7 separate regions of the Mus musculus genome follow, and all the other regions are linked to region 3. Evidence: chromatin loops called from intact Hi-C (ENCODE). Cell type or tissue: left cerebral cortex. All regions are shown on one strand.

Evidence for each region. Hi-C counts contacts between places; a loop is a spot of excess contacts. Peaks named below come from ENCODE experiments on the same cell type or tissue, not always from the same donor. Only the 100,000 strongest peaks of a DNase experiment are listed, where the experiment ranks them.
Region 1: a loop joins it to region 3, with 11 times the contacts of the local background. A loop is called at or near these places in 14 of 42 quality-filtered maps.
Region 2: a loop joins it to region 3, with 5 times the contacts of the local background. A loop is called at or near these places in 9 of 42 quality-filtered maps.
Region 4: it touches region 3 in a loop (5-fold over the local background); 2 of 42 quality-filtered maps call a loop at or near these places.
Region 5: it touches region 3 in a loop (3-fold over the local background); 5 of 42 quality-filtered maps call a loop at or near these places.
Region 6: a loop joins it to region 3, with 3 times the contacts of the local background. A loop is called at or near these places in 7 of 42 quality-filtered maps.
Region 7: a loop joins it to region 3, with 4 times the contacts of the local background. A loop is called at or near these places in 2 of 42 quality-filtered maps.

The regions. Positions count from the first base shown.
Region 1 is chr12:28,430,711-28,434,710 of GRCm38, reverse strand. No RefSeq gene overlaps it. Among named protein-coding and RNA genes, the nearest start is that of Gm25564, 82 kb to the right of the region's middle. In left cerebral cortex, a CTCF peak has its summit at 2,053 (motif pointing right); DNase peaks (open chromatin) are centred at 2,084 and 2,496; H3K4me3 peaks cover 668 bases.
Region 2 is chr12:26,530,791-26,534,790 of GRCm38, reverse strand. No RefSeq gene overlaps it. Among named protein-coding and RNA genes, the nearest start is that of Cmpk2, 64 kb to the right of the region's middle. In left cerebral cortex, a CTCF peak has its summit at 1,641 (motif pointing left); DNase peaks (open chromatin) are centred at 281, 1,634 and 2,511; H3K4me3 peaks cover 229 bases.
Region 3 is chr12:27,340,836-27,344,835 of GRCm38, reverse strand. Sox11 (SRY (sex determining region Y)-box 11) reads left to right here and starts at 2,118. Exons shown (of 1, transcript NM_009234.6): 1 at 2,118-4,000. The coding sequence starts at 2,428. The coding sequence ends at 3,615. In left cerebral cortex, a CTCF peak has its summit at 1,733 (motif pointing left); DNase peaks (open chromatin) are centred at 2,768, 2,968, 3,259, 3,508 and 2 more places; H3K4me3 peaks cover 3,138 bases; H3K27ac peaks cover 3,005 bases.
Region 4 is chr12:27,930,984-27,934,983 of GRCm38, reverse strand. No RefSeq gene overlaps it. Among named protein-coding and RNA genes, the nearest start is that of Gm45941, 13 kb to the left of the region's middle. In left cerebral cortex, no CTCF peak of the experiment used is centred here; a DNase peak (open chromatin) is centred at 2,454.
Region 5 is chr12:26,882,099-26,886,098 of GRCm38, reverse strand. Gm30290 (a long non-coding RNA gene) reads right to left here. Exons shown (of 3, transcript XR_872603.2): 2 at 3,304-4,000; 3 at 1-1,651. Among named protein-coding and RNA genes, the nearest start is that of Gm30290, 6.6 kb to the right of the region's middle. In left cerebral cortex, no CTCF peak of the experiment used is centred here; DNase peaks (open chromatin) are centred at 59, 1,749 and 3,324; H3K27ac peaks cover 570 bases.
Region 6 is chr12:27,057,976-27,061,975 of GRCm38, reverse strand. It overlaps Gm30515 (a long non-coding RNA gene), which reads left to right. Exons shown (of 7, transcript XR_001780580.2): 3 at 1-4,000. Among named protein-coding and RNA genes, the nearest start is that of Gm30515, 24 kb to the left of the region's middle. RefSeq lists an enhancer at 1-1,902. In left cerebral cortex, a CTCF peak has its summit at 1,898; DNase peaks (open chromatin) are centred at 464 and 1,801; H3K4me3 peaks cover 360 bases; H3K27ac peaks cover 872 bases.
Region 7 is chr12:28,169,925-28,173,924 of GRCm38, reverse strand. No RefSeq gene overlaps it. Among named protein-coding and RNA genes, the nearest start is that of Gm46326, 130 kb to the right of the region's middle. In left cerebral cortex, no CTCF peak of the experiment used is centred here; a DNase peak (open chromatin) is centred at 2,397.

The sequences.
Region 1 (4,000 bases), 1.1 Mb before region 3:
ATAAGGATCTGGGAAAGTGGCCACTCCCCAACAGGGCGTGGGGTAGCAGAGATAAATATAGATTCTAAAAGATGTTAACACAGGAATACTGGAGAGGGAATAGCCACAGGGAAATTTAGAATTGCTCAGCTATTGAGCTAGTTAAGGCATATCAAAATTAGCTGGCCCACTCGAGTGTGTGTATGTGTGTGTCTTTCATTTGTGAATCCAGAGAGCTCTTGGATGGGTGTAGTGCATGCCTGACCCACCGGGAGCAGAAGCAGTTTAACTAATTCACAGCTACAGTCAGCAACCCAGATTAGCAATTTTTCAGGTAAAATTCTCTAATGTAATGCAACCTGAAGATACAGTCACTCGATGCATGCTAAAGAATGGTAGGGGTGTTACCAATCTTTGTTTTCCGTAATGGAAGCACTGTGTATCGACAAGCAGAAGAAACCTTGTATGTCCAGTTAAACACATGGCAGTTCAATTAAAATCTCTATTACCAATACAGCCTTGAATCGGAGCCAGGTGTGATGGCACAGGTCTTTAATCCCTCTACTAGGGAGGCAGAGGCAGGAGGATAGCCTGGTTGAAATAGTGCGACCCTGTCTCACACCCACCTGCTCAGTATTTATGAATATTGCCTGCTGGGACCACACATGCAGGGAAAAGTGAAGTCTCACGATGCTGTCTGGGAAACTCCACCATCCACACCTTGGATTCTGAATGTGGTTTTCAATTAAATTTTAGGCATTGTGTTCACAAACCTCTTATTAACATGTTAGTTCAGCCATGTGACCCCACATGAGGTCATGCCCCAAAATTTAGAAACTGTAAATTAAGCTGCTGGCTAATTACACGAGAACAAATGATCCTTTTTTAAAAATTGGATATTTTCTTTATTTACATTTCAAATGTTATCCCCTTTCCTGGTTTCTCTCCTTCTTGGAAACCTTCTATCACATCCTCCCTCTCCCTGCTTCTATGAGGGTGTTACTCCATCCACCCACCCACCCACCCATTCCGAGCTCCTCACCCTTGATTGTCCTACACGGGACATCTATCGAGCCTTCATAGGACCAAGACCTCTCCTCCCATTGATGCATGACAAGGCCATCCTCTGCTACATATGCAGCTGGAGCCATGTGTACTCCTTTGTTGATGGCTTAGTCCCTGGGAGTTCTGGGGGGTCTGGTGGTTGATATGATCTTAAAGATTGACTTCTGACCATATGATACCTTGTAGGTGTAGATGGGGGAATTTACATCCAGATCATCAAGGGGAACTGTACCGTCCTAACTGCGGAGAGTGGGCTGGGGGAGGGAGGCAAAAACCCATCACTTACAAGAGATGAGAAATCCAAACCTGGAGGCTGGTCTGAGAGGTCAGTTACTCCAAGTGAAAAAGAGTAAAGTCAATGTCTCATTCAGCCCTCATGCCGAGCTGGAAGAAAAGATAAGCTAGGTAGGTCTCCCGTCCTCCGTAAGGCCATTGACTTGGCTGAGGACTTGAGGTCATCACCCAAGAGGAACAGTGAGTCTATCCATCCCTCTATTTGGACTTCTGTCCCAAAGTCTATCTATAAAGGAACTAGGGAAGCATATTTATTCTTCACGACGGTGGGAGGCTACATGGCACAAACAGAAATTGGGAAAACCCATTTCTGGGTACTGTGGAAACTGCTGTTTGCAGCCGCCTCATCTGAATCACCATGCACCAACCCTTCAGGGTGACTGGGAGCAGTTGTCTCTGGGACATGGCCAGGCAAATGGGTCCTAGAGCAGCTCTGAGTTCTGCTTCTTTTATTCACACAGCTGGTTCGCTCCTTGGAGCCTTTAGAGTGCCGTGTGTGTGTGTGTGTGTGTGTGTGTGTGTGTGTGTGTGTGTGTGTGTGTGTGTGTGAATTCCTATAGGTTTGAAGGGTGGTATCAATGATCTGGCCTGACATCTGACAAGTATTCTCAGCCTGACATCTGACAAGTATTCTCAGCACTTATCAGTTGACTGACAAAATGTCACCAAGCGTTTTTTTTTCTTTCCTGTTTTTATCGGGCAATGCACAAGTTGACCACTGGATGGCAATGTTTCCCCACGAACGCATCTTCTCCCCGCCCCCTTCCTAGTGAGGACAAAAGCGGCTGGAAAGTGGTCCAGGTGCTGCCATTCTGAGGAGCTTTCTCCTAAGTAGCCCATTTCCTCCTGGGAAGGGGAAAACCCAGAAGTCTCACAATTCAGAATATTTTTCTCCTTTCTGCAATCTACATGCAGAGCTTTTGTGTTTTCTTTCTTTTTTATTATTTCCTTTTTTTTTTTTTATCTCGCCTAGAGAAATTTTCATTCACTGTCACCAACAGATTTATTTTCACTCTGCCTTAGAAACTGAACATTCTGTTGGACGCTGGTCCACAGGAGAGCGCGGTTTCAGACACCTCTGTAATAGGAAGCGACGGTAGGCACTGGGGAGGATCCCTACCTGTGGTCGGTGCTGTGGGAGGCTCCTGGAAGCGGCAGTGAAAACCCTGATAGTAAATGCCGCCCAAACTGCTGGTTACTTCTGGGGTTTCCAGATGCCATGTGGACACCCAGACAGTTTCCCCATCCTTCTTGGAGAGTTGCTGGGGAATTCTAAGTCACAATCGAAATTCCTTAATGCCTCAGAGCTTTCAACTGAAGTCTGAGCTGATCAAATGGCCCAGGATACGCGTTTTCCCCTCGGCTCTTCCCTTTGTGCTTTGGGCACCTTAAGGTAGCATGAAGGGTCTTAAAGATGGGTTGGGCTGAGCCTTGCTCTGACTGCCTAGGCTTGTGCTTGTTCTTTGTGGCTTTCATGCAGTGCCTTGGGACCTAGAAAGGGACAATCTAAAGGCTGGAAGGAGCTTGAGAGTTTAGCCACTTCAGCTCTATTCTGTGTGTTTGTGTGTGTGTTGCATGCATGTGGATGTGCGAATGTGTGTGCAGGCACATATGGATGCCAGACCAGTTGGCTGTTTTCCTCTCTCACCTTTTCCTTTTCTTCCCTCCCTCCCTCCCTCCCTCCCTCCCTCCCTCCCTCCCTCCCTCCCTCCCTCCCTCCCTCCCTCCCTCTTTCTCTCTCTCTCTCTCTCTCTCTCTTTCTTTCTTTCTTTCTTTCTTTCTTTCTTTCTTTCTTTCTTTCTTTCTTTCTTTCTTTCTTTCTTTCTTTCTTTCTTTCTTTCTTTCTGACAGGGTCTCTCTGTATAGCTATCACCTTTTATTAAGGCAGGGCCTCCCACTGAATCAGAAGCTCAGGCTGTCTTGACAGCTCTTCTTTTGGATCCTTGGGATCCTACAATGCTGGCTTTACTGGTGCACTTAGCAAAGCCTAGTGTTTTCTTGGGTGTTGGGATTTCTACTCAGGTCTTCGTGCTTGCAGACCAAGTGTTCCTGCCTACTCAAGCCATCTCCCAAAGGCCCAGGTCCTTTGAGTTTTACATTTTAACTTTATTCTTTGGCAATTTAACACACTAAACAATGTTGTGCAACAATATATACCCCCATTCCCCTCTCCAATCATTCTAGATACCATCTCCCACATGTCCTTACAAACTTCATCTCCTCCCAGCTCTGCCTTCTCCTCCTTCCTCCCCTCTTTTCACCCACTGAGTACAATTCTTGTCACATGCTTAAGACAAGTTACATGTCACATACTGCTTACATTCTTAAGGCTATGGGGTACCTTCCACTGGACTGTAGACTTCCTACAATGGCCGCACTGATGAAGAAAATGATTCTTCTTCCCACAGTGGCCTTCACCTTCCCATGGCTCCTCATAAGCCCCTCCCCCTCCATGTTGGTTGACTTGCTTTTGTACGGGTCTTACACAGGTAACCATAACTGCTGTGAGTTCATGAGTGGAGTGGTCTTGTCATGTCCAGGAGACAAAATTTCACAAAAATCATTCCTGATTCTAGCTCCTAAAATCTTTCCATTTCCTCTTCCATGATATTCCCTCAGCCTTGGGGCTGAAGGTATGATACAGATTTTCCATCCAGGACTG
Region 2 (4,000 bases), 810 kb after region 3:
AATGTAAGAGTGCACAACTGGAGTCAGAAGTCTCACACTGGCTGGCCAGAGCTGGTGGAGGTCAGAGCTGCACAGAAATGTTTGAAGAATGCCCGTCAGGAGAAGATAAATGCTTCCTGCTTGCTGGGTGTGCTCTCCCTTTAACTCTTCTCAGTCCCATCTCTGTGAGACCCTGCAGCCCCTTGCAGCTGTGACCTCTCTAAACTGCCAGCCTCAGATGACTGACACTTCATCAATTTTGCCTGAACTGCATTTACAAGCCAGTCTCGGGAGGATTGGCCAAGTGCACCAAGCATGGGGGCATTTCCCTACCGGAGCCAGATTGCTGCAGAATGAGGGGGCTCTTCCCACCTTCTCCCAGTGGCCCGGGCAAACAGCCTAGGGGCCTCCCCGCCAAAGGGAATGAACGGACCTCTGATTATTCCTTGTAAATTTTTCATGAGGACATCTGCCCATGCTCCTCTCCCTCTGAGTACCTCTCTCTCTCAGTCTCTCTCTCCTCACCACCTCCCTCTCTGTGTTCTCTCTTCTCTCCTTCTCACTCTCTCCTCCCCCTCCTCTCTCTCCTCTATCACTCTCCCCACCCCCACTCAGGTTTCATCTCACCTCTAACCCTTTCTCCTCTCCTTCCTTCCTCTCCCTCCTGTTTTTCTCTCTCTCTCCTCCCCTCCTCCCTCCCCTCCCCTCCTCTCCTCCCTCCTCTCTTTTTTATGTCTCCCCGTTCCTACCTCCCCTTCCTTTTCTCTCGCCTCCCCCTTCTCCTCCCTCTTTTCCCTCCCTCCCTCCCCCTCTCCCTGTGTTCAGACTCCTGACAACTCATGAAAAACGAGAGTCATTGGGCCTCAGCCGCCATTAGTCAAGACATGCCTGATGTGTGAACGTGGACCTCAGGCTGAGAGGGGCCAGGCTGCAGGGACTGGTCCTAGAGACAAAAGACCAAGCCGGATGGATATTATAGATAGGTAGGCAACAAAGCCTTCTGGACCGGTAGGGTTGGTTCTGCAGACAAGGGGCTCTGTGCTTGTACATCAGTGTGGCCCAGGCTTTCCCCGATGAACACTCTTGTCTCCCTGGCTCCTTGATGTGGCTCCCTGATCGAGGGCAGAGTCCAAATCCAAACAGAGAGATTGGAGATACACACACACACACACACACACACACACACACACATATGGTGTCGAATGCGCCTTAAATATCAAAATATATTAACTCTCATGTAAGGAGTACAGGGGTGGGGAATAAGCCTCAAAATCCTTTTTTCTGTACAGTTCAAACTAAGGACCTACAGCTCTTTCTCATTACTGCGCCCAATCATGCCGATGTCCTTTTTGTGCCCCCTTTGAAGTGACATGTGCTTCAATTTATTTTTAATCTTCTAAGTGACGTCGGGACTGCAGCCTGTGCACACGTGAAGTCTCTGCCCTTCTTGGCTGTTGTCTAAAGCAGTTTGGGCCACAACAAATCAGGCACTCAGTCCAGAGAGAGCCCAGGAACGATCTGAGGCCGGGGAGATGCGCAAAAGTGCTGCGCAGAGGAGGCAAAGTCATTAATAAACCCTTCACCATACACACCTTCCCTACCTTTGTGTAGGTCCTGGCCCTGGTCCTTGGGGACCCGCCATGGAGACACTCTGTGGAGCAACAGTGCCACCCAGTGGACAGTACTGGCAAATGACTGTCCCTTCTCTCTGCAGTCTCCCTGGGCCCTAATATCACATCTTTAAGCAGTTTTCTACATGAAAGGAGGCCTGCAACTGATTCAAAGCCACCTTGCCTTGGAAACCTGAGCATGCCCATAAAAGGCAGTGTGCACAGAACATTGAGGAATGTTTTTCGTTATGTTGGGGGTCTACCCCCAGCAGCTACTCTGGGGGGGGGGAGGGTAAGGGGGGATGTCAAAGGAAAATAAAATTAAATATACTTTTAAATCATACTTAATTTACTAATCAGTTCAAATAAATATGTGTATATACAAATGTGTGTGTGCGTGTGTGTGTGTGTGTGTGTGTGTGTGTGTGTGTGTGATGTTTGTCCAGTTACAGTCTCAGTGTTTAGTTGAAACATAAATTACATTAGCCCAAGCTCTTGTAACCCTCAGTATTGAGGGAAAATGGCTGAAATATCATCATATTTGGAGTTAGGCAGTGAGGTCAAAGTCTTGCCTGTACATAGATCTCACTCACCTGATAACCTGGACGGTTTCCATTTCCCATCTGCAGTCTTCAGTCACCCAGAAGGAGGCTGACGTGACAGCCAACGGTGACTTGCCCTATGCCTGGCTAGGTTCTGACTCTGCCTATGATCTTGAAACCTTCCCTCCCCTCTCTCCTTGGGTATTCCCTTTTGTCTTCAAGCAGAATCCAGCCCTTCACCCCCTCCTGGAGCCTTTTCTCCTCACGCCTCATGAATGTTGGTGAGGTGAGCACATTACATGGGCTTAAAAACTCCTAGTGAATCCACTGGTTTCCAAACTCACATGCATCCCGGATTGGGAGGCAGAAAGCGTCCTACAGATAGGGAATCCAGCCAAGGCCTGCCTCTTTCTGAGTCATCTGCAGTACAGAGTGGACTTCTCATACATAAACAAAAAGGATGGTTAATGCTTATTTTAACCAGTCTGTTACTTGAAGCCTTTAAATACTGCCCTACGGCATCTTGTAGAAAACATCGTTTGGTGCAGACTTTAAATAACTTAATATAAAATCATCGTGAGGGGAGGAGCTGAAAATCATCAACTCTGTGAAAGAATGTGAAATATGACCTAAAGTACATTAGATCCAGATCATTAAAGTCATCAAGTCATCGTCTTTCTCGTCCCCACCCACTGCAATGACTGACTTTGCTTACTGCCGTCACACGCCCTGCAAGGCTCTCAGTTGAGGAACTGACTCCATCAGATGGTCTATAAGGCAAGTCTGTGGGGGCATTTTATTGATTGATGTAGAAGGGCCCAGATCACTATGAATGACACGGACCCTGGGAAGGTGGTCCTGTGGTACAGAGAAAAGGAAGCTAGGCAGAGGGAGAGTGGGCCAGCAAACAGTGCTTCCCCTGCCTCTCAGTTCCTGCCTTGAGTTTCCAGCTTGGCTTCCTCAATCGTGGACTTTGGTCCACGACCTTTGGTCATGGAGCTTGTCACAGCCACAGAATAGCAAACTCGAACAAATGGAAAGGAGCAGCCTGCCCATGTCTTGTCCTCTAGGTTTTTGGGGCTTTATATTCTGAGATTGAGAGCATCACACTGGCTGTGATGTGCCACCTTGTGCCATTTTGATGCTGAAGAAGTTCTGAGAGAAACTGTGGACTTCTGAAGGGATCAGGCCCTTGTCCTGGCTAGTTTTAGGTCAGCTTGACACAAACTAGAATCATCTAAAAAAGAGAAACTCAATTGAGAAAGCACTTCCATAAAATTCAGCTGTAGGACATTTTCTTAGTTGCTGATTGATGGGAGAGGACCCAGCCCATTGTGGGTGGGGCAGCACGTGGCATGCTGGTCCTGGGCTCTATAAGAACGGAGTCTGAGCCATCCATAAGGAGCAAGTCAGTAAGCAGTGTCCCTGCTGTAGCCTCTGCATTAGCTCCTGCCTGCAGGTTCTTGCCTATTTGAGTTCCTGTCCTAGACTTCCTGTAGACGTGGACTATGGATACGGAATCATAAGCCAAATAAACCGGTTTCTTCCTAGCTTGCTTTGTTTCATCATAGTAACAGCAACTCAAACTACAACATAAGTTGGTACTAGATGTGGCATATTGCTGCGACATACCTAATTCTGTTGTTTTGTGGGAGGATCATGGATGGAGTTTGGAACTCTAGGTTAAAAAGTTTGGTGAACTCTTCTGTGGGAGCTTGGGAGATAAGAATTGAAAACAGTGTGAAGAGGTCAGCTCAGGGCCTTTGGAAAATCCCACCAGACCCCTCCCCTCCTGGAAGAGAAAGGTCATGGAGCACTTAGGCACCCCTCCTCTCTGGAAAAGAGGCTTAATTACATTTATCATACCAT
Region 3 (4,000 bases):
TGACTGGTATCCGCCACCCCCAGGAGCGCTACTGCCCTCTGGGAAAACACACACACACACACACACACACACACACACACACACACACACACACACACACACACTGACTCTGTCTGCCTCTCCTGAGGTCATTCATCTTCTGAAGCTGTGCACAATTTCATATCAGGAACGTAGCAAAACTAGGTGCAGAATTTAAACTGCCAAAGATTTTCAAACACGTTTTCTGTTACTGTATAATAAGATGGCAGATGGTCACAAGAGGTAGCTCTTGAGGTGAAATGAGTTCGAGACTAGCCTGAGGTGTGTAGAGTAAGATCCTGTCTCTAAACAAAACAAACCAACAACCGAAACAGGCCAGAGAGGGATGTGGAAGGGGAGATGCCAAGAAAATAAAAGAAATAATAAGAATGACAGTATATACCCCCATGCCTGACAATTGGAAGCTGAGATGAAATAGCTCCCTGTATTTAGAGTGTAGATTTCCCTTGTGATGGGGACTCGCTGGCCCCACCCCACCCTTGCCTGATGTCCCCATTGCTGGGAAATCAGGCAGCTAAGAGGAAAACAAGAGAGAATGTCTGGTTTGCCTCAAAGATGGATTTTTACACTCCACATGGGTTTTTCTACATCTCCAGACATCAGGTTAACCAGTATGTAAATTTTTTAGGTTCCAATAGCCTTAAACATTAAAATAAAATGCCAACATTATTAAGACTGAGGTTAACTTCAATAATACACGTGCTTGGATCGGTGCTTTTCTTTGGGGTGAATACGATAAGGGTGAAATACAGGGACCCCTCCCCCCTTTTTAAAAATAAAATGGCCTATGAAGACCTGGCACCATTCTATGTCCGGAGTGGGGATGTGTGGGAGATGAGAAGTGTAGTACCCTGTGCAGTACACCAACCTGAAAGGAAATATGTTTAGATAATTCCACTAGTCCCGGGCGGCCGATTTCTCGGGTGAGCAACTCCGGGTGGGGTGAGGGGCTGTAGATCTTAAGAACCAGCCCCCAGAACTGACAGTGGGTAGGTATGAGGAAAACAGGGTGAGCAGCCACGTTAAACAGAAAGCAGAAAGGCTTCGTTTCATTGTCCTCAGAAGAGCCATAGGTGGGTAAGAGACAACACAAAGAGAAGCGAGTTTCCAAGGAGCCCGGCAAAACCAGTAGGCAGGAGCCACCGCTCCAGCGGCAGCCTTAGCAGGCAAATAAGAAATATCTTCGCTTTAAACGAGAGTGCACTTCATTTTAGCTTTGGTTTGTACCGTTGGGTTAAAATAGCAAATGACCCAGAAGGTGCGTGCTGGGAGGCAGAGCTAGGGTTTCAGGACCGAGCTGCAGGGGAGGAGGGCGTAGGTGATGGACAGAGGAGGCGGGACGCGGGGAGTTGGGGAGGCCTATGGAGTAGAAAGTGGGGGAGGGGCGGCGATGCTGAGTCCCGGGCTGTTTCACCGATCCGGCCTGAATCCGTGAACTCCTTTCCGAACCGCTCCGGAGCCGCCCGGACACGGCGGTCTCCGAAGACCGTTACTCCAGCCGAACCGGCAGATGCGCGCGATCCAGGAGGGAAAACGAGAGGGGGAGAGACGGGACAAAACCCTGCGGGTGCGCGGGGAGGGGGGGAGGGAGGGCCCGGCGACCGGGCTCTAGAAAGAGGGAGAAAAAGAACCGGAGGATGAGCCCACGTGCACGGTGCCGCGCGGTGTCGAAGCGCCACCTTCTGCTGGATAGCGGCGCAGCGCGATCGCGCGCGGGTTTAGGGCGCGACGCGCCCAGGATGAGCAGGGGCACCCACTCGCGGTGCCCGGGTGGGTGCATCTGCACTGGGGTTCAGTCCATCGTCCCGCGCCCTTGAGTCCGCGCTGGCGTCTCTCGCTCCGTCCTGCATCCGCCCGGGGGACACGCGCAGCTGTGCGCACTCGCGGATTTCTTTTGAAAAAATAACATATTTCTAGACAACTCCCCCCGCCCCCCATCTTTGCAAACTGGCCAGGAGGCGGGGCTGGAGGTGGGGCCCGTGGTTAATAACGGGAGATAGGCGGAGTCGGGACCAGCCATTGGCTGGTGGGAGTAGTGATGTCACCCATATGACACCCTGATAACGAGTTGAGAGAGAGCCCTCAACTTTTTGCAGAAGAAGCGCGCGCGCCTGGGAGTGCTTGGGGTCCGGCGCTTGCGGCGGCTGCCAGGAGTGAGAGAGCGAGAAATCAAGCGAGTGAGAGAGAGAGCGCGGGTCCCGGGCCGCCGCCGCCTCCTCTCCGGTCGCCGCCGCAGCCGCCGACGCAGCAGGGAACGGGGCCGGGGGGGAGGGGGGCAGCCGCGGACGCGCGCGGCCAAGGACTTTGCAACTTGCCGGAGAAGGTGGAGGGGCGGGAGGGGGAGGGGCGCCCGCGCAGGAGACCGAGCGCCCAGCCCCGCCGCGGACCATGGTGCAGCAGGCCGAGAGCTCGGAAGCCGAGAGCAACCTGCCCCGGGACGCGCTGGACACCGAGGAGGGCGAGTTCATGGCGTGCAGCCCGGTGGCCCTGGACGAGAGCGACCCGGACTGGTGCAAGACGGCGTCGGGCCACATCAAACGGCCCATGAACGCCTTCATGGTGTGGTCCAAGATCGAGCGCAGGAAGATCATGGAGCAGTCGCCCGACATGCACAACGCCGAGATCTCCAAGAGGCTGGGCAAGCGCTGGAAGATGCTGAAGGACAGCGAGAAGATCCCGTTCATCAGGGAGGCGGAGCGCCTGCGCCTCAAGCACATGGCTGATTATCCCGACTACAAGTACCGGCCGCGCAAAAAGCCCAAGACGGACCCAGCGGCCAAGCCCAGCGCGGGCCAGAGCCCCGACAAGAGCGCGGCGGGCGCCAAGGCAGCCAAGGGCCCCGGCAAGAAGTGCGCCAAGCTCAAGGCGCCTGCGGGCAAGGCGGGCGCGGGCAAGGCGGCGCAGCCGGGGGACTGCGCCGCGGGCAAGGCAGCCAAGTGCGTCTTCCTGGACGACGACGATGAAGACGACGACGAAGATGACGAGCTGCAGCTACGGCCCAAGCCGGACGCTGACGACGACGACGACGAGCCCGCGCACTCGCACCTGCTGCCGCCGCCGACGCAGCAGCAACCCCCTCAGCTGCTGAGGCGCTACAGCGTGGCCAAGGTCCCCGCCAGCCCCACGCTCAGCAGTGCCGCCGAGTCCCCCGAGGGCGCGAGCCTGTACGACGAAGTGCGCGCGGGCGGCCGGCTCTACTACAGCTTCAAGAACATCACCAAGCAGCAGCCTCCGCCCGCGCCTCCCGCGCTGTCGCCCGCGTCCTCCCGCTGCGTGTCCACCTCCTCATCCAGCGGCAGCAGCAGCGGCAGCGGCGCCGAGGATGCAGACGACCTCATGTTCGACCTGAGCTTGAATTTCTCCCAGGGCGCGCACAGCGCCTGCGAGCAGCCACTGGGCGCGGGAGCGGCGGGGAACCTGTCCCTGTCGCTGGTGGATAAGGACCTGGATTCCTTCAGCGAGGGCAGCCTGGGTTCCCACTTCGAGTTCCCCGACTACTGCACGCCGGAGCTGAGCGAGATGATCGCGGGGGACTGGCTGGAGGCGAACTTCTCCGACCTGGTGTTCACGTATTGAGAGGCGCAGGGCTCCTCGGGAGGCAGTCGTGGCGGTCAGGATAAAGAGGATGGTGGGGGGAGGGGGAGAAGATGCTCATGGTCAGAGAGATGTGGCGCTGAGAAATTGGAAACGGTGATGAAATGTTGTTGGAGTTAAAGTGAAATGAGTAGTTTTAAACAGATTTTCCAAGTTTTTTTTTTAATTTTTATTTTTAAAAAATTTTTTGGTCTCCCCACTCTTCCCGTCCTTTATCGTGTCTCAAGGTAGTTGCACACCTAGTCTGGAGTTGTGATTTTTTCCCCACCCGTAAAAAAACGTGTTTTGTAATTTCTATTTCTTTTTCCTGAAATTCGTGATTGCAACAAAGGCAGAGGGGACCGGGCGGGGGAGGGGAGGAGGCCCC
Region 4 (4,000 bases), 590 kb before region 3:
GATCAAGACCTCTTCTCTGTGCTCACCTTTGTCACAGCTCTGTGAGCCTTTTGTCCAAGCTCTCTGTCTGCCTCTAGAGTATTCCATCTTCAGTCTTGGCTTTTTAGCTTGCACCTCAGTTTGAGAAAAACCACCAGGGAAAGGATCTGGCACAGTGTTGGTAGCATCACTAAAATGTGTTAGAATAGATGTCTGACTTCAAAATAAAAGTATCTGCAAAGATCTGGTGAAACGTCTGCACCCAATCACTTTCCTGCCCAAGTCCACGTGGATATATGCTAACAGTGATCAGAAATAAAACTTGATTTGTCGACATTTTACTTGTGAGTTTTTGTTAAAAGTAAAACCATAGAAGTAGATTGGTGTACTGTTTGGTCAATCAATTTCTCAATTAATTTTAATAATAGGTAATTATTGCCATGAAAATGCTTTATGTTGACAAGTTGTTCAACTAGAACCTAAGTGTCATTTACTCTGCATATCAACCTTTGTGAGCAAAGGCAGTGTAGTCCCCACTTTCCAAGGCAGGGAGATAGATGGAGGCTTAGGGAAGAACGGCATGACCAAAGTCACAGAGCTGGACATCCCAGATCCTAACCAAGTATTCAGTGAAAAGGTAAATTAAAATGTCTGCAGAGAACACGTTAAGAGGGAAGTCCCCAGCTCTTTGTGTGGAGTGCTCTGTTCCCTGTGTATGAGAGTGCTCCCAGGTAGGAGGACTCCCTACCAGAGAATGTTTTGTCCTCTTCTCCTTCCCCGTTCTATTCTGTTCCTCCTCCTCCACTCCCCCACCCCTCTCCTTTTCCTTCCCTCTTCTCTTCCACTCCTCTTCCCTTTCCTTCCTCCCCACTTTTCCTGCTCCTTCCTCCCGCTCTCAGTTCTGCTATTCCTCCTATTAGAGAAATAGAGATTTCTTCTATTAGAGAAATCATGCACCTGCCAAGGTGGACTCTTCAGTGGGGAAGGGCAGAATCACAAGGCTCTGAGAACTGAGACTAGACCTTCAGCTCTGCTTCTATGTGTGGCCTGCAAAAGTCCCTTCCTCGTTGTCTGTCTTTTCTCTGTTGGATTCCATCTTTTCCTACCCCAGTGCCCAATACATAAACTGAGAACCCCCTGTTCCAATGACAGCCACTCTCTGCCTCCTTTTGGAAAGCCTTTCACCGGAAATGTCAGCAGCTCTCCTGGAAGACTGCTGGGTCCTGAGCCAACATCTTTGTCCTTGAATGAGCACACATTGCTCTTTACTACCGTACCATCTCAGCATGGGACCATGTATGTACATCAAGTAAACTCCTGGCCCTTTTCTGTCTTCCCAACTATAGAATGTAACCTTCCAGAACTGCATTTCTGGTTGGTTTGTGGCTCTACCATCCTGATATCACCAGGCTGTGCTGTTCTCTCTGCTTTCTGAGCACACTATCAGCTTGGCTCTTTTCCCTCTTCTCTTGGGACTCTGTACTCATTGCCAGTTAGGCTTAGGAGGATGTAGTGGTTTTGAGCTGGTGTGAATTGCATTTTGTAGATTGGTAGTGACATGGCAGCCCTGACTGTGACCTACAGAGCTGGAGCTTCCTCCTGCCCACAGGAAACAAATGTCTTAGGAAATCCAGGGTTAACTGACAAGGATGGAACTGTGACCATATGATGGCAAAAGCATCTTTCTTTCCCCTCCTATTACAGTGATCCAGAGCTTTCTGAGTTACAGGAATGAAACGGTGGCCTGACATCTCCAGCAGACCCTTAGGGATTGTACCAAGCACACATTCCCGTGGTCCTATTTTCTTGCCTCAAAAAGGCAGTTGGGTTGTTCCCTTTTTAGTGACCTTGCTTGGAGCTTCCAGCATTTCCCAGATGTGTAACTGGAAGGTTAACTCTTTGGATCCCACTAATTGGTAGCTCAGCCCATCTCCTGTGTCTTCATCCTGTCTTGAAGACACCTTTCTCTGTCACAGGATTCACAGCTTTCATAAAACCGAGCCTGTCTGTGTTTCTAATCCTTTGAGAAAAGCAGTCTCGGAGCTCAGGGTTCAACCTGAGGTCAATCTCCAAATATACACGAGAAAAGGGAGAGGGATGGTGAGGATGGGGGGTGCGGGGGGGGGTGGAGAGGAAGCTTGCAGTTCCATTGGAGGAAAGTAGAAATAGCCATGAATGTTATAATTTTTAAATTAGTACTAGCAGCAAAGAGACGTGATCTGAATGCCAAGGCAGGAGGCAGAGGTGCTGGACGGAGCTCTGTGAGGATAGGACCTATACCTAAGCTCTGTTCAGACTGGCTACAACCAGTGAATCCTTGGGACTTTCTGTACTCATCCTAGCCTGCCCAATCACCTGTCTAGGGGGAAAGGAGAGGCTCATGTGTGACTGGTAGGGCCAAGTCTCCTCCCAGTGTCAGACAGCCTCCGCCACCCCCCACCCTGTCATAGAAAAGGGCTCAGGCTCACTGCAGTGGGTGGTGACAAGGGAACATCTGCCTTTCTGGTTCCATTTCAGTAATTTGAGATTCTCAGCTCAGCCCCCTCCTTCAGTAATGACAGCTGATATTTAGAGCTCTTGTGGTTTGCCTTGTAAGCATCCTGCTGTCTGAAAGAACAGACCTCAAACTAAAATCAGAGAGCTGCCCTGATTCCCAATGGTCCTGCCTTCATTCAAAACTCCCCCCATGAAACACACACACACACACACACACAGGTCCTGCCTTCATTCAAAACTCCCCCCATGAAACACACACACACACACACACACACACACACACACACACACACACACACAATTCCTACCTAGCTTTTCACAGACTATTTGAGATAGACCGGCAGTGCAGGGTGAAGGCTGAAGTGAAGACAGGTTAGAATTTTAAATAAACCACACACATTGCTTAGGAGGTGAAATGGAAATACAGAGTAGATGTTTTCAAGGTTGATGTTTAATGCAAATGCTTTGCTCCTTTCTTCTACACAGCTAGAGACACCAGGTACTGACAGAACCAGGCTCTCAGCAGGAATTTCAGCCTGATCCTGTCTCATACCCAGTATACTGTTCAATAAAATGTGTTTTCCAAAACGTTTTAGAGTCACAGACCACATTGTTAATCTCTTGATCTTGGATACCATATGTAGATGAAATTGTCCAGAGAGAAAAATGAGACGAGTATTTAATCAAGCATGTGCTTTCAAATAAGAACACATGTGGTCACTCTGTTAAGGGTAGGACACTTTCATCTTGTTTTATTTATTTATTTAGTTAGTTAGTTTTCATTTTGGGTGGGTTTGAGACAAGGTCTTATACTCTTGCCCAAGGTCTTGAACTGGAAGGAATACTTTCTACTCACAGTAAGTCTTCTTGAGATTACAAGTATGCCTTCATGCCAGGATCTCTATGCTGCTATACTATAGAGCACAGAGTAGACATTCAAGTGTGAGGTGTCTACATAGGAACCACAGAGCTTGTAGATACCTGAACCAAATATAGAGAGAGCTCTGTGTGCTTCACACAACCTCTGGAAGATTCCTAGTCTTAGGTGCTAAACACAAGCCCTGTGGGCTGATGAGGTAGGTGGCTTAGCACAAGATTGATGGCCTGGGTATGATGCTAAGAATGTGATGGAAGTAAAGAACCAAGTCCCCTGATGGGCACATGCAAAGGTTGATGCTCATGCATGTACACACACACACACACACACACTCAATGAAATAAATTAAAAAAAAAAAAGAAGCCCAAGCCATCAGGGAAACTTGTACTAACTAGTGTTGAACTGGGGAGAAACTTACTCAACAGCTCATTGTTACCTGTGACATCCATGGTGTAATGGGTTCTCCAGATCACCAGGTCCACCCATTCATATCCCCAGGGCTTAAGAGGCTCTGAGGCAAAAAGTCATTTCCTTTCCATATATTCAGCAGTAGCCTGATCTTCAAGTCTTGATGCTTGAAGTGATTTTTTTCCTGAATGGACGTGACATATGGAAAAATCATGAGTCCAGGATATACATCAGAGCTCA
Region 5 (4,000 bases), 460 kb after region 3:
CAACTGCACAGGACAACAGTCCCTGGGAGGGAGCAGCCCACCCCACTGTGGGAGCTTCCCTGTGCACCCTGGCAGGCTTCCCTTCAGCCTGGCTAGTAGCCTGGAGGGGAGGAGAGGCAAGCAGCTTGCTCGCCCAGAGAAATGAGGAAGCCCATGATGAGCCTTTGCTGAGCAGAATGAGTTTGGGTGGCCCCTATGGGAAGCCTGTCTCCTCTCTTTGGGAGAGTGAGTGCCAAGCAGAGAGGAGGAGAGGGACCATTTCAGATGATGATGAAAATCTATGATCGAAGACCCCTGGAGGCACAGAGCCTTGTCATTCTGTATCAAGAGCTTCTTTCCAGGGATTGCATGAGCTTCCTGGTATTGTGCCTTACAAGAAGAGATAAATACGAATCGAGGGGCTTGGAGATGATGGGTCTTTTCTAAACCCACCCCCACCCCCCAAACTGAATTTGCCTCTGGCTGTCTCTCTGGGTTTTATTGTGTTGATGAGTCTCAAACTGATTATTCCTCGGAAACAAGGACATAAATAAAAATGAAGAGAGGATATACATGTACTTAGTAGAAATAGCATTTGCAGTTAGAATCTAAAGTGTTCAGTTCTGTGCCCTTTTTAAAGAGACACATTCCCAAATGGGCAGAGGGAGAGATAGGAATAGCTCCGAGATTAAAACACAGGTTTATTCCAGAACAGCTGTGCCATGAAATGGTCCCAGCACCAATAGCTCTCTCATGGGCAGAATAGGGACCTCACTTCTAATATGGGGAGCCCACCTGTGCTATGAGCCAGGGCTTATTCAGCCCTGAATGGCTCTCAGGGGCAATCCCTTCTGGGTCTGATGAGCTATGGGCTGAGGAATTACGATGCGGAAAGCATCCATCAGGAACCTGCCAGTCCCCTGCACCTCATCCACAGCTGGATTATCAAGGATTCAAAATACATAGGGGGAACTGGAGAAGCTGCCTCCTGCTTCATGGTTTCCTAATGAACTCTTAAGAGCAGGGGGTCTCAGACATGGTCACAGAGGTGCTACAGGTCACAGCACCTCTTCACAGAAACTGCCTCTATAGATATAAAAAGTCCCCTCCCCCCACCCTCACCTGAGAGTTGAGCTGATCAAGGCTGTAGGAAGCAAAAGGCACCAGGAAGTAGGAGCTCAGAGCATTAGCTGTGGCACTAACCCATGGAGCTGATAGCTTGGACCTCCCCTCCTCTGCTTCCTCCAGCCTATGAGTGCAATGGTTTTTCCTTACCAGCCTAATAATGATGTTCTTGGCTGAGAATGGAAGCAACTGCATTGGGACCTGAGAATAAGCAAGAGCAGCAACAATTTCATTATTTAAAATGAGAAGTTAACACAGTTGCACAGATACAGCCTTTGCTCTGAACTCACTTGTAGGAGAAAGCAAATTTACTCTCGAACAAAACAAAACAAAACACAACAAAACCCACTCCTTTACTCTCAGAACCAATGGCATTGTGATTTAAAGGAGAACATATCATTGCGATTATCTATTCTCTAGTTCACTGAATTCTTATTAATAAGGAAGCCGTGCCTTGACTGGAGTATCATGACTACAAATACCAGTGTTGATTTGAGGTAAGTGTCGCGCTTGCAGGATTTCCATCAGCATACAGATTCCACAATGGCTGTAGAAAATAAATAAAATAAAGGATGTCAGGCAGGGAGGCTTTTTCATGCATTCCCGCAGTGATTTAAAGCAGGAGGCTCTGAGCCAAGGCTGATGAGTCAGCATGGGGAGTGGAGAGGCACCAAGCTCTGGTTTCTCCATATGCAGAATGAGATTGATTTTCACTGGGTCGCCATTGCCCCTGAAAGGATGGGGGAGGATAAAGGCAAGAGTGTCTTCTAGGAGCTCTACCCTTCTTTAAGAGGGGTAAGGAGCAACATCCCCTGGGTCTAACAGCCATGAATCAATATTACGCACACAACAGATAATAATAGCAACCACTACACATGTGGCTCTCATATATTTGCATAGTATAGCTTTCCAGGGCTGCTACCATGTGTAATATATTCATGTTTTAACATAATATAACTGCATTTTACAAGGAGGAAAATGAGGTGGGGAGGGACAAAGTTGTTTTTAAGGGGCTGAAGCTAAGAGATAAAAGCCCACATTTGTCAGCCGGCAATCCCACTTACAATATATGGGCATCCTGTCTACTCAACGTACCTTCTCAGGCCAGCTAATGGGAATTTTGAAAGTGACTGTGTCCTATGAGCCCAGATCTCATTAGTAGATTAATCCCTTGATGGGGTCATGAGACAAGGGCATTACTGGGGCATGTTGCTTACGTGGAGGAACCGGGTTGCTGGTGTACTGCCCTAGAAATATATACAGTATTTCTAGCCTGCTCTCTATATACTAGCAGCTTCCTTCTCAAAGTCCTGGCACCATGAACTTCTACTTCACATCAACTGCAAAATCACAGGGCCAACCAACCTGCACTGAAGCTCTGCCAGTGAAATGGTCCTTGTACAAGCATGGGGACTTGAATTCCACCCCCAATTCAGGAAGGTGGTACACACATGTCATTCTAGAACCAGGGCGGAAATGGCTCTGTGTTCACATGCATGTAGATGCCCTTCCATGTGCTTGTGCGCACACATGTACGCAATGGGGCTAGCTAATGTACTGAAGCTTCTGAAACGGGTCTCAACAGAATTTTTCCTTGTTTTGAATTGATTTTAGTTGTTATAGCTATGAGCAACTAACCCATCAGTTAAAGAAAAAGTCCCATTTCATGTTCACTGTTAGGTAAGGCCTTTTCCCCCTATACAAATGTGCACGGGTTATATGAGGAGAATATTTATACTTCTAAATGTCTCCATCATTGGTTTGTTGTATTTTTTGACCATTTTCTGGGTGTGGAGTGGAAAAAAACTGGTTAGAGAAGGAACAGTTTTTGAAGAGAGATAGAAAAGCAAAATGGTTTAGAGGCAGAGGAAAAGACAAGGACACAAGTTCAAATCCCCAACACAGCATGAAACAAAAGGCAGATGCAGTGGTGAGTGTTTGTGATCCCAGCACTAGAAAAACATACGCAGATACTTGCCTGGGGCCCACAGGCCAGCCAACCTACTTTGTGAGTTTCAGGACAATGAGAGACCCTGACTCAAAAAGCAAGGTGCATGGTGCCTGTGAAACAACACGTGAGATTGATATCTGGCCTCTCTGTGTGCACATACACCAAGTGAGCATGCCCTCACACACAGCAATAATGTGATATGCACATGCATACATAGCTACATTAGTAAAAGGAGAAAAGAAAGAGACCTTCTATTGAAGAAAGTTTGCCAGTGGAGAATGAGGCTGGTGGCGCAGTGTGGTCTTGGGAACTTTCCTTGGTGATAAGAGCTCAGCATGGCTACTTCTTACTTCTTCCATAGATTGGAGCTAAATTCTAAGCTGGAAAAGCACACTTTTAGCAACATGAATCATAGACAGGAATTTTCTGAACACAAAATTCCAGCATTCATGACCATCATTTGATTTCAAAGGAGAAGGCTAAATTTAAGTTCAGCACAATGTGCTAGGTTGTTTTATTTTTTTTTCCCCCCTAGGGTTGACAACAAAAGCAATAATAGAAACAGAAGCAGCAGCTCCAGGATTCCCTTCACTCTAATCTCTAATCCAGTGACAGCACCGAGGGGCACATTCCTGCTCTGCACTCAGCAACACAATCAGCTCTAGGTGTTCAGGTATTTGTACCACCACAGCCTCTTATAAGTTAGTGACAGGATTTTAGCTTATGAAGCCCCTCTGCAGGCTCAAATTCACACATATTAAAAGCTAGTTCATAGAAGATCCACCTTCCTAAGGGTTGCCCAGCTTTCCTCGGGGGTGGTCCCTTTGCCAGCTGCTGGAACTGCCCAATTGGATTAATTCATGCTTGAGAAATTGGAAGAATAATTATCTCTTTAATGAGATAATATATCTTTCCTTGTCAGAATTCCCTACTTCCAGCGCAACC
Region 6 (4,000 bases), 280 kb after region 3:
CCACAGCACACTGGGTATTTCTCATCTTTTTTTTTTTTTTTACAACATTTCTTAGATATCCCTTTGTTATCATTTTCCACTCCAGTGAAAAAATCAAAGGCTTGCCTCTCCCCCAGCCCCTAAGAGTCTTCCAGCATTTTGCCACCCTTAACTCTGCTTGCGATTAGAAAAGTCAACAGCACGATTCCTAGCTCTAATGAGTAGACAGCTCCAAGGAATTTGTAGCCTGCATTTTCTCTGCACACCAAGTATAGGGTCCAGTAGTAAATTCTGTGATGTTGCCTACATCCATGGTGGATAACCCCGTGCATCGCTTAATACGATTTATGCTTGTTGGCTCTCTCTATATGCCCTGCCATGGTGAATAAAGGAGAGGCCGAGTTCCCGTGGCAACCAGAGCCACTGCACTCCCAACTGCGGGCAAATTCTTCCTAAGCAGAAAGTAGGCAGGAGAAAGACTATGCTGGCTCCTGCATAAACATGCCAGGCTCTGATCTGGAAGAAGGAGGCACCCAGTCTCAGATTGAATTTAGATGCTCTGATTGCTTGGCCAGACCCTTCCATGTGCTCTTCCCATGGAAACATCTGCAGCTGGACGGGAGCCCAATCATAATTCTTTGCAGATCTCCCCAGCCCCGTTGCTAGTCGAATGTCACCCGGGCTTCATCAAGGACGAGACTCCATCAAGGACCCAGAGAAGAATTCTTTATGCATCTGCTCAAAATGAGGAGGTTATTTTGTTGTCTTCAAGATGGCTCTTGAGCTGCAGGCAGAGCCAAGGGCTGTGGCCTGAATGAGGAGAGTTGCTAGGAGATAAGCCCGGCTGCAGACAGCAGGCTGGAGTTATCTCTAATTGACAGCTCCTTACCCTAAGGGTCTAATTCTAACCTTGAGACCAGGACTATAATGAGAGGGCAGTTTTCCGTCACCCCTATTCCTGGCGCAGGCAGGGAGATTACTGGAGGACTGTTTTCTAGGGGTTTGTTATGTTTCTTTTATCGGGGAGGGGACCAGACTCGCGGGGGCCCTGTCTCAGCCCCAGTTTGCATCCCTGAGCCCTTGTCTGATTCATAACACCTGAATAAACTCTCTCCTGCAGTGAAGATGGGCTCGCTTTGAAATATCCAGGGTGTGCAAGGAAGAGAAGCCCTCTTGGACTTAAAATGATTTGAAACTGAAGCAGAACAGGTGGATTTCTTTAAAAAAGTGGGGATCGGGTCCGGGGAAGGCAAAGAAAAGAAAGCAAACACGGGACTCTATTTTCCATATTGCCCCTCCCTCCGGGCCCCTCTTGGCTTCCAGAGAAGTCTGCTCTGTGATTTCTGAGAGAGATTCTGTTTAGATGTCATGCCGGACAGTAAAACTACACACACAGACAGGGAAAGGATCTGCAGGTTGGGAAGAGCCCGGGTGTTCTGAATTTTTTTCTGCAAGTAGGTTGACTAGCTTTTGTGTTTTAGTTTTTTGTTTGTTTTTTTTTTTTCTGAATAATACCACACAGAAAATCCAATTTACGCACAGCCTGAATCCAGTAGGCCTAAGAGACCAAGGTTTCCTTGCGCCTGTGAAACTGTCAAAAAAGAGAAAGCATTTTCCTGGTGTGCTGGGGTATGGGGTCTGCCAGACGAGCTTGCTCCAGCATTCCCTTCCAATGCAGAGGCTGGGGACGTGTATTCCTCATAAGGGCTCATTGTAGCAAATGCCACCTAGCATTTCCTCCCCTGAGAAACGTGACATGTGGAGATTTTGAGTACTAAAGAAAGCACATTTTAAATGAGGAGTATATAATTTAATTAGTGCATTTAATAAAGGAAGAAGAGATGTTTCATTGAGGGGGTGTTTGAAGGTCACGTCTGGAACTTAACTGAGAAACACCTGCAGTACCAGCTCTCCCTCTAGAGGCGCTGCTCACCCTGAGCCCCGTTCCAGGGCACAAAGGCCAGGGCCCTCCATTTCATTTAAGTTTTAAACATGATTTGGAAATGGAAGGATGTAGCCTGTCCTCCATCAAAATTAAATATCAATAGTCAAATAGACTTTCTTTTTAGTATCCTTTTAGTTAATTTTTTTTAAATATAATTTTAAACTTGCTGAAGAGTTCTAGAAAAATACAAACCTCACCAGAGTACCCTCAGATCCAGGGGCATTTTCCACCAGTCTCTTTGAGTGTTTGTGGTCCTCCCTGTCGCCTTAAACACTTTGATAGTATCCTGAAGACAATATGAATCTTTATCTTTCCCCAAGTACAGAAGCATGCTTTCCTATCACTGGACTTTCCAATTCAGAAAGTTAATTATCAGTGCTAGTGACTGTCGCATGACAATCCATGATCAAAGCTTGTCAATTATTCCAGCCATATTTCCTCTCCCAATCACATGTTGTATCTATCTTTCCAGGAACGATTTCCACCCAAGAATGATCTAGAAAATTCACCATATACTACTCAAAGATGCTATGAAGCTTGGGTTATTTTTAGTATTAAATATTCAGAGACAGGAAATGCCCAGAAAGAGTCAGGGCAGTGCATCTGTGATGTGTTGCATAAAACTTAGTATTTTTCTAAAGAAAAATGAATGCTTGTTTTCATTTATCACTTAAAGGGAAAACAATAATGTCAATTTAAAATAAATATTTTGGAAAACAGGATTGGATAAACAATAAATCAGCAATGCCCTTTGTGGTCAAATGTTTGTAGAGGGTGTATCTCCATAAAGTGGGTAGGCGTGGGCTTTCTTGTTTCATTGTTCTGGGATCATCCCTAACAGTGCAGGGTGGGCAGAGAGAGGAGAGACACTGTTAAAGAGGCAGCAATAGAACCCAAGAATGAAGCAGTTATTTCTGGATAGAAAAGAAGCATAGAAAGCAACAACAACAACAACAACACAAATTAAGATTTTGAGTACTGAGTATGGTAGTACACTCTCATAATCTTAGCACTTGGGAGTCTAAGACAGAAGACTCACAAGTTTGAGGCCAGCCTGGATTGCATACTGTCACACTCTCTTTAAATATAGAAGCGAAACTTGCATTCTATTTGTTTACAATTTTTTTATCTTGGGTATTGGCTAATTGAAATAAGTCCCCTTGGAGTTGTAACTAGTTTCTGGCCCCTCCCCCAACCACATGGATGGGTGTAGGGCCCTGGAGCTTCTTGCTTCTCTGCTGTCCCATCAGCCAGGAAGGTCAGACTCCTCCATCTGTTCCTGGTCTCTGGGCACACACGTGTTCACATGTGTATACAGAGCACAGTTCATATCTATCTGAACAGATTCTAAACAACTAGACCCAACTCAGGCGGGCACTGAAGTTTGATATACGTTTGGACAGAGTTCTATGAAGAGTTGTTCTCCAATGTGCAACGAACACGCAATACTCTCTCCAGTGTGAGGCTGGATTTGCGCACACCTGCTCAGCATCCTCATGTGACCACAAGGTCAACATTCTCTCTCCTTGCCCTCTGGAAGGACAGTCTGTGAAACCTTTCATCTCATGCCTGTGTTTGTCAAGCCACACAATTTCCCTTGCATTAGAAACCACATCCATAATTTTCTTTAAAACAACAGTATCTGGACTAACCAGTTTTAAATTCCCCACTCCTTTGCATGACAATGAAATGAAAATTTCTTCATGCTTGTGAAGAATTTAAATTCCATTGGAAATTGAATTCTCACTTTGGTTTCAAAGTGACTGTATGTCCTAGCATTCTGGAGCCTGGTAGGTGATCAAGTCTATTCAGGAGGTAGTTGCCAGCCCCTGATGTCAGGGGGACAGACCCCCAGATTATCTCTAATCAGCTGCTCAGGGGCTGAAGGATTCAATCACACAGCATTTTTTAGGAGCAGTTGCTGACCTCTGACCCTTCCTGCAGAGGGCTTGACGGGATTAGGGGAACTTTGCTCAGTTCACCTCCAGTTACAATAAACCAACAAGAAAGAACATACTTTTTAATTATCCAAACATATTTGCATGCTCGACTGAGTCCCCAGATGGGATGGAGAGC
Region 7 (4,000 bases), 830 kb before region 3:
TCTCTATCATCTGTTTGTCCATATATCCATCCATCCATCCATCCATCTATCTATATCTATCTATCTATCTATCTATCTATCTATCTATCTATCTATCTATCTATCCATCCATCCCTATCTATCTATCTATCTATCTATCTATCTATCTATCTATCTATCTATCTATCTATCTATCTATCATCTATCTATCATATGTATCTATTATTTGTTAGACTAGGAATAGAATGTAGAGTCTCACACATGCTATTGAGGCACTTTACCACTGAGACATGCCTCCCCCCACCCCCAGAAGGCTTAATATGTAATATTTAAAACAAAGCTATTAGGCAGAGGGCACATTTCATGGAAAGGGGAATTTATCTGTTTTGTTCTGAACCATGGAAAGTCAGCACATGATGAAGTGATTTACCCCCAAGGTGACAGGCTCACAAGTGAATTAATCTGCTCATAATAGGCCAGGTAACAAATGACATGGGCACATATAAATCAAGAATTTTCTCCTTTCAAAAGCACTGTGGTGTTCCGAGGAGGCCACCTAGAAGTGAACATGAAATGGTGTAAAAACACAAACAAACAAACAACAACATCGACCTTGACAACAACAATAACAATAACAGCAACAACAACTCCCACTGGATTAAATCTGTAAGAATTTGGGTTTTGTGTTCAGTAGCTGCTGTTAAGGCAGGAATGTCTTTCCTGCCTATTCCACACAGGGCATGAGGCATAGAACACTGCCAGGCTGAGCTTCTGGCCATGTCCTTTATAAAGCAAACCAACATGCTCTGCATATTGCTCTCCTTCCACAGAACCAGTGCAGTGACATTTTATATGAGGGTCACCTTAAACCTGGTATCTATCTTGACAGTTACCATAGCAGTTTTGAAACTATTCCTTGAGGCAGAGGTTTCCCAATGGACACAACCTGTAATAGCTACACTGTTACCTGTGAAGGTTCAATGTAGGACTTGCTTATGGGACATGTCAAGGAATCAGATATTCAAGACTGTCATCTGTGAAGGAAACTTGCTTGTTTCTCAGCTTTCCTGCGCAGTTTTAATGTACAGTGCAGGTTGACATTTGCACCCTGGACACCAGAGAGACATTGAGATCGGGATTCAGTGAGCAGTGCCCCTCAGAACTGTCTTTGGAAAGAAAAGGATAAATTCCCATCCCTTAAGAGGTTCTCTTTCCCAAATGTCAATCATCTTCTGGAATCTGAGACCTCGTATCATGATGCTGTGCTGTAGGACACCCAGATTTTCATCCCTCCACTAAGGCAGGAGGGATAGAAATGGATAGGAGGTATGGGAGGCTGAGAAAGAACACATTTGCTTTGATTAAAAACAGTGGCTTCACACAGAGCCTTTCGTGTGAAGCTCTGACACTGAGACTCACAAGACTTATCTGGGCATTGGGAACAAGAACATCATTAAGGGTCCCCGAGAGGACAGCTGGAGACCACTATGCCCTTTATCATAACAAGTGTGCCTTTCTAGCAAGGTGGGAGTCGGGAGAAACAAGTGTGAGACCTTCATGGAAGCTAGGAGAAGAGATGAGGGTGGAGCAGCAAATTTCCAGTGCACAATCATACAGACAGAACTTGTTCATCCCAGTCACCGTTGCTTCCCGTTCACCTGACATTTTAAATGTCAGACTTCCTGGATACCCAGCCATGGTGAACACAAGTTCTAAAAACCTATTTTTATTTTCTAATTTTCTAATTATGGTTTGAGTATGTTTCATGTCAGTCCAGTCTGCTGCAGAGCTGCTTTGGGTGATGCAGGAAAGCACATGGGCCTTATGTTTGCCTGCTTGTTGTCAAATGCCTGTTTTCTGAGGCTCTTTTCCTTTTGCTTTGGGTTGCAGTAAGAATACCAGGAATTCTCTTATCTCCGACCTCATCTCTTTCTCTGAGACTGTTCCAGCATAAATCATGGGAACACAATTGCCAAGGGTAGACAGTTACAGAGTGTGATGCTCACTTGCTAATTACGGTTCCCAGACTCTGCCTCTGCTCCTGTTTTCCTTGTCAACAACCTAGGTAAAGGCTCTTGGTGCAGTCTGAGAACCATCCTACCTGTGAGCCTGCAGGAATTGTGGACTCTCTCCAGGGTCAGCATCTATATCCCAACAAGTTCTCCCTTGGAAGACGTGCCTGTGCTGTCAGACAGTGGATGGCGAGGCAGCACAGCATCACCATGGCATTCTTAAGAAAATGATTTTCTTTTCTTTGTATCAGACAGGAAGTGAAGAGGATGCAGAGATGCTGGTAGCTGGCTGGGTCAGTAGCATTACTCAGTGTTGGTTGACTCAGTTGTCCCCAAATAGAAAGGGAGCCATGGCAGAGCTGAGGTAGGTGAGCAGGCGGAGTGGAGGGGGTGGTCACACCTGCACCCCTCTAATTCTAGTTTCAGGATAGGGGGGAATGAAGCCCAGAGGCTGCTGTGACTCATATGGGCAGGAAGTGGAGGCAGGCAGGTCTCTCCTGTCTTTGCAGGTTTGTCAATGACTGTGGGTGGTTCTCCGAGCGAGCCCATCACCATAGCCACCGTGACAAGTCAACAAACTCTAGTCTAAAATATATATCAGCTCAACCAAGAACGTAGGTGCACATCCTGAATATGACATCATGCATGTTCTCTAGACTCCTGACCATGTGAGAGTATGATATCATGAGAATTTTCTAGAAGCCTGGCCATTTGTGTGGCCATATTCTCACACAGATAACTTCCATTGAATGTATAATCTGAACTTTTGATTAAGCACCTTAGACATGGTTGGATACTTCAGCTATGAGTGTCAAGCTCTTAGGGGCTGGGTGTAATAATGTGCCTAAGTTCCTTCTGTGGCTCCAGGGTCCAGAATGCATTTTATATCTGCATAGAGGCCCATGAGATGCTGTCATTCACAAAGTCACAGCCTGAATGTCAGCTTGGGGATAGATACAATGTAGGTCCTAATGAACTGAAGTCAAAATTTTCTCTGTTCTAGAAGTAATATGTGATATTTTCAGTAGTATTCAGGTGTGTGACGTATTGCAAGGAGACCTAGGTTCAAATCTTGGCTAAGTGCTTCCCAACAGTAGCCACAGGTATGTTTTCTCATCCTCTGTTTTGATGTATAAACTTACCTCAACCTGTCAGGAAGGGTGTTATTCTTATTCAGTACATGTGATAGACATTCAGCTAATGGTGCAAAGTGATGCAATGAACTGTCCCGCTTAAAACCTTCACAGTGTTCTCCTTGGCAGAGAATTGCTCTTAGTGAATGTTAGCATTTCTTCTAGGCTCCTCCTAACAATTACCTAGCAATAGTCAGGTAGAGCCTGGCTTGTTTTGGAACGCTTTCTCTCTCTCTCTCTCTCTCTCTCTCTCTCTCTCTCTCTCTCTCTCTCACACACACACACACACACACACACACACACCTCTTCTCTCTCCCTGTCCTCACTCTTTCTTCCCCTTCTCTCTTCCCCCTCCACTTGTGTTCCTGGTCAGCTTCTTCTCTTCTTTCTCTCTCCTCTCTCTTTCTGTCCTTCTCTATTCCTTTCTTTCCCACACCCCTTCCCATGCCTCAAATAAACTTTATTTTATACTAGACTGTCTTATGGCTGATACCTGTGGGGGTGGATGCTTCAGCGTGAGCCTGCTAAAGCACTCACTCCCACAGCATCATGATGCCGCATTACAAAACATATCACTGGACAAATTATCCTGTCAGACCTGGATGTGTGTGTGGGGGAGTGGGGTGGGGGGTACATGGTCATCAGGACAGGGGGATGGGTAAAAGGAAGGAGATCAGACCATATACATATGATGGATGCTGGGGCACTGGAGAACATGGAGGATGTTCCTGCTTACACGTCACCCCATGTGACTTTCCGAACAGGGTTTCCCTAAGGCTGTGCTTTGGAGAAGTTCACTCTATGAACCTATGTGTCAGTCACCAGCCTAAGGTTCAACTGAGCGGTGGTGGAATCCTTGTAGGGGAAAGTCTAGCA